2 separate regions of the Homo sapiens genome follow, and region 2 is linked to region 1. Evidence: chromatin contacts called from ENCODE Hi-C data. All regions are on one chromosome and are shown on one strand. Each heading gives the region's core, a stretch centred on a gene start or an enhancer-like site at or near the end of the contact. The rest is flanking DNA. Distances are from core to core; before and after follow the strand shown. Region 1 holds the start of DMRTA1 (DMRT like family A1). Region 2 overlaps CDKN2B-AS1 (CDKN2B and CDKN2A antisense cis and trans regulatory RNA 1).

Region 1 (2,700 bases), core at 162-2,661:
AAAATTGCTTTCTCGTTAGGTAATTCATTGTATTTTAATGATCCATTTAGAACTAAAAACTCATCTCTCAAAGGACGGATGTGAGTCCACAGTTAGGGCATCAGTACATTTTAGGCAGGAGTAGCTTGAACAAAGATAAAGAGTTGTGAGAAAGGTTGGATATCATAGAACCCCCAGAGGTTAGGAATTCCTTGAGTGGTAGTTCTAAACATTGTATGTAATTTTCACCTTCAGAGTTTAAGACACAGACAAAAAGAATCAGAATACATTACGTAGATTGGAGTGTCCATCTCTTTTAAAAGTTCCCTAGGTAGTTCCAGTTCTTAGGAAGGGTGGAAAACTTCTACGATAGGATGTTTGTATGAGAGGATGGTAGTGGTGGTGATGGTGTTGAGTAGGTTGGTAGGAGAAAGGCCAGATAGATCAGCAATATCTGCTCTGAATGTGAACAGGTGGAATGGTAAAAATATCATTATTAATTGCTATCTTAGGGATGGAAAATGAATAACTTGTCCAAGGTAGTTGGATACCATCTTGAAGAGCTGGCAGAGTGCTGACGCTACCTTCCATTAAGAATAAACATTCATGAATTTTCTATCTCAGATGCTCTTTTGACTTAAACGCCTTATGGTCTTTTCTTATAATTAAAGGCATTAAATTCATATGTGAAGAATGCATTCATGACAGCATATTTAAATAATGATCTAAACGACTTTCCCCAATACTTTACAATAGACATAAGTATTTTTGAAACAGCTTTAACACAATCGCTGCCTATAAATAGGCGCAGAGAAGAGTTTGATAACTTTTTTAAAGTAGCAGTATTTTAAAATAGAGTACACACAACCCAAATTCGCATGTGTAAATAAATAGAATGCATGAAAAGAATCTGAATGTGAATCACTTCCCTTAGTTATTTATCCATTGTTTTGATGCTGTCCTAAGACCCATTTAAAATAAGGCATCTTTCTGGTGGGTAACAAATTCGTAGTCTATCAAGCTGGGATCCCACTAACATTGGCCAAACTGCTGCAGACATGAAGACTTCATCTGGGAACCCGAAAGGAGAACTCAAAATCCAAATCTTCAGACTTTCTTAGGAGAAGCGTGGAAGTGGGAAAAGGAGAAATTCAAACTCTGCTTAATTTCAAAAGGGCAGTAAAAGGGGAGGCTGCAAAGGCTAGTTTACAAAAATAGACGTCGAGAACTCCTAGGGAAGCAAGTAGAAACGGGCTTTTTTTGGGGGAGGAGACATTTGCAGCCCATTGGACGGATTCCCCGCCGCCCTCCTCCCAGAAGGTCCCCACTCCCCGCCCCGGGCCCTCCCCCGGCTTCCGCGCTGGGCCGGGAGCCTGGGTGGGCGGGGTAGCCTCTCTAGCCTTGCCTTCTTGGCTGGAGGCACAAAGGCATTAACTTAGCGCCCGGGGTCTCTGCCAGGCTCACGGGACAGCTGCACCTCTCAGCGTCTCCAGCTCCAGGACGCGGTCGTCCCAACTCCTTCCGAGTGGAAAGAGTGTAAAACTTTTGTCCGTGCGCGGGTGGAGCTCAGTAGGACCACGGCGCGTCCTGCCCCGGCTTCCCCAGCCTCCCAGCAGGGTTAGCTGCGGTCAGCGCACTTTCCACTTGGGACTCCCGGCCAGAAATTTCTCGGGAATGGAGCGGTCACAGTGTGGCAGCAGAGACCGAGGCGTTAGCGGCCGACCTCACTTGGCCCCTGGGCTAGTGGTGGCTGCCCCTCCGCCCCCGTCCCCGGCGTTGCCGGTACCATCGGGGATGCAGGTTCCCCCAGCGTTCCTGCGGCCGCCCAGCCTCTTTCTGCGAGCAGCGGCCGCGGCCGCCGCCGCCGCTGCCGCCACCTCGGGAAGCGGAGGCTGCCCGCCGGCTCCCGGGCTGGAGAGCGGGGTAGGCGCGGTGGGCTGCGGCTACCCGCGGACGCCCAAGTGCGCCCGCTGTCGTAACCATGGTGTGGTGTCAGCGCTCAAGGGCCACAAGCGCTTCTGCCGCTGGCGGGACTGCGCGTGTGCCAAGTGCACCCTGATCGCCGAGCGCCAGCGCGTCATGGCCGCCCAGGTGGCGCTGCGCAGGCAGCAGGCGCAGGAGGAGAGCGAAGCCCGGGGGCTACAGAGGCTCCTGTGCTCGGGGCTCTCCTGGCCCCCCGGTGGTCGGGCATCCGGGGGCGGCGGCAGAGCCGAGAATCCACAGTCCACGGGCGGCCCTGCGGCGGGGGCTGCGCTGGGACTGGGTGCCTTGAGACAGGCCAGTGGTTCCGCGACCCCCGCTTTCGAAGTTTTCCAGCAAGATTATCCTGAGGAAAAACAAGGTGAGTTGGTCTTTGATTTACTCTTTGCTCAAGGAATGGTTGTTCTGGAAAGAAACTCTGAAACAAGCCACCGTGTCCATAGGCGGGCAGGAATAGTTGTTTAAAAGAAACACTTTAAGTTTTGGGGAACTGCTCAGCAATATGGACATTAATGAGAGTGTGAGAGACCCCATCGCCTTCACTTTGGAGGAATTTACTGTTGTTCCCTCAGGTGATAGGATGAGATAATGAAAAAATGAAGCATGGGTGGTAACAAATGAGCAATTCACCCTAGGAGTAGAGTTATTTACTCGGAAGTTGATTTGACTTTCACTGTGTGAGTAGAACTTCAAGCAGGCATTGAGCGAAAAGCTTCGTAAGAGGTGCTGTGTTTGAGTCTG
Region 2 (2,700 bases), core at 1-2,500, 390 kb before region 1:
TTTGATGATTTCATAAACCCCAGACTCCTTGAAATTCTGCAGGTTTTTGTGAAAGGACTTGCTTAAAATCTTTGCTAATCTACCTGAATTTTCTTCCAAAGGCAGTTATATACAATGTTTCTTAAAACTAATTCTCCAAATTTGCAATTTGGCAGCATCCTACTGGGACTCTAGAAGGCTGATAAATCATGGAGAGTAGGTATTCATATAGGAACTATGAAAGCTGTATGTAGTAAACACTACTTAAGAAGGCCTTACATTTCATAAAAAGTTGGAGATTTTTGTGGAGACTCATAAAATGCATCCTTTATATCAGTGAAGTTTTTGCTTCTAGGTATATTATACTCACATCGAAACACTCCAGGGATTTTGTTTTCAGCCTGCATATACCACGTATATTTATTATCTGGATAGATAAATTAGACGTATACATTTAAAGGAGTTTGCATCAGCTGCTGCTAGGAAGTTTTTCTTGTGTTAGTTAAGATCCTGTGAAACAACCCTTGACATTTCACTAGCTGCACAGTTTGTAATAAAATCCATTTTAGCCTGAGGTTAAATCATGACTGTGGTCCTCACATCATGGTGGGGGATCCTGGTGGCCAGATTAAAGGAAACTCCACATTCTCATTTCTGACTTCCCTACAACCTTGTATTAAGACCTTAATTGAAAAACTTATTGCCTCTCTCACCAAAATATTTCAAATTTTAATAGTTTCCCCCAATGAAATTACAAGTACTATTTTACTTTTTTCAGTGCCCTTGGAATTTCGAGGCTGGATGGGGGGCTTCAATGTCTGACTCATTAAGTGTTCTATATACAAAGCCCTACATGGTCCCTAGAGCATAGCAGGCATTCAGTGAATGAAATGAATGAATGAAAAGCTAGAGTCACATTTTAGTGACCTAACTGTATATTTTCAGAGTAATGTAGTGCTTAAAAAAGGACAATGATAACACGTTTCTACAAAGAGATGCATGACAGATAACACTTCTCAAGAAGAAGGAATTTAGCTTCTGTCATTTGATCTAGGTTTTCAATTACAGAAGCATTGAGAATTTCCTGTGGCTGGATAAGGGCGAATCTTTAAGGCAAGTTGAAGACCCAGGCTGCCCATGTGGACATCAATACTCCCACAGAGCACTCTTCATGAAGAAAAGTGTGGGCTTGCTGTCTTTTCATCAAAACTCGTAGAATTTGGCTGACTGCCTGGTTTATCCCAGGACATTAGTCAGCCCACAAATCCCGCATTTGTTTATTCAGTCCAGAGCAAGTGAATACTGCCATTTTCTCATCTCCTTTGTTGGCAACACTTTGTTAACCTGAATTGGGTTCTCAACATAAAATGAAGTGACTAATCTTTTGGGGGGTTCCCCCTCCCAGGTTCTTGTATGAGCAACTAAATCTACACACCACAAAGCCCCATGCTGTCATTTTTTCTCATCCTGCCCCTTTATTTTGATGATTCCACATTGTAGTTCATGAAACCAATACCTTCTAGAGTGTGGCTGAACTGGCGCCAGCATTAAGAAAAGGAGTTTCCAAACTTTTTAGTTTTGTGAGAAAATGTTAGAGGAAGAGGGAGGTTAGGTTGACTATTTATACTTATGTAATCTTCTGTGAATTTGCAGTAGTTATCACCTTGTACTCTCAAAAGTTTTCTAGCTCTGAGTATGTGAATCTGAAAGTGCAGGAAGTAGGAATCTTAGCACAAAACAACCAGTTTGGATTATCACACAATTAATATGGGACGGAGCTGGAGGATGGACCTGAACAGAATGTATATTCTTTATCACTAGGTTATTTATCTATCTACAGATGTCTAGAAAGACCTGGGCTTTTTTAGCAAACGTTTGAGAATCTAGGTTTCTAAGTTTCCATTGACCATGAAAGAGTGATTAGTTTTAGAAGACAGTTGGGGGCAACATTGTGCAAGTCAGAAGAGGGGATGAAGAAAATCATAAAGCTAAACATGTTTGCCATAGGCCCAGGCTGTTTTTCAGCATGTTTCACCTAGCAGCTTGGCAGATAATTCCCAGTGATCATTAGGTCTGTGGAAATTCTGTTTGGTTTATAAAGTTTTGGCCCTGACTATGTGTACCACTGATAACTTGTTTTTCTCTCTCTTCCCTTTTCCTCCAACTCGTAGCCAGAGCTACCTTCCAGATGACTTCTTTCTACCACTTTCTTTCTTCCCAGTGTAAGAGAATGCAAGTATATGCTGATGTTTGGAGCAAGAACATTCAAAAATTTTCTTATTAACATAACTTCTAATGGAAATACAGTATACTACTATGGTGCATACAAAGAAGAAATAGCAACATATATTTGTTTTAGACCTGATTGCTGTATTTTATTCCTTAGGTCCTCCTTGATGTCTTGTAGACCGTCACTAGCTAATTGTTACAGCCATCGAAGGAAAAAATAAGGATTTTTACTTAGGACATACGTAACAGAAAAAGAGATGGTTTAGCAAAAAAGCACAGGCTTTGCAATAAGCAGCCTTAAATTAAAAAAAAAAAAGTTAACTCATAACTAACTGTGTGACCTGGGATAAGTTACTGACCCTCTTTAGGGCTTAGGGTCCTAATCTGCAAAACGGAAATTATAATAATAACCTTAGCTAGCATTTCTTGTGCACATACTATAAGCTGGTGATAAACAATTTATACACACTATCTCATTTAATCCTCACAACA

Evidence for each region. Hi-C counts contacts between places; a loop is a spot of excess contacts on that map. Pooled maps may share reads with other maps.
Region 2: a loop to region 1 is called in a map with no recorded cell type, with 4 times the contacts of the local background. The contact joins the enhancer-like site here to the promoter of DMRTA1 in region 1. A Hi-C loop is called at or near these places in 2 of 168 maps with a recorded cell type or tissue (CD8-positive, alpha-beta T cell and IMR-90), 8 of 37 single-sample maps with no recorded cell type and 4 of 50 pooled maps.

What each region holds. Positions count from the first base shown.
Region 1 is chr9:22,445,413-22,448,112 of GRCh38, forward strand. DMRTA1 (DMRT like family A1) reads left to right here and starts at 1,412. Exons shown (of 2, transcript NM_022160.3): 1 at 1,412-2,320. The coding sequence starts at 1,654. RefSeq lists an enhancer at 1,588-2,087.
Region 2 is chr9:22,051,446-22,054,145 of GRCh38, forward strand. The region is part of intron 6 of CDKN2B-AS1 (CDKN2B and CDKN2A antisense cis and trans regulatory RNA 1); the gene reads left to right. Among named protein-coding and RNA genes, the nearest start is that of CDKN2B, 43 kb to the left of the region's middle. Within about 2 kb of position 1,251, at least 5 of the 41 ENCODE cell types and tissues checked have a DNase peak (open chromatin) inside an H3K27ac peak, as active enhancers do.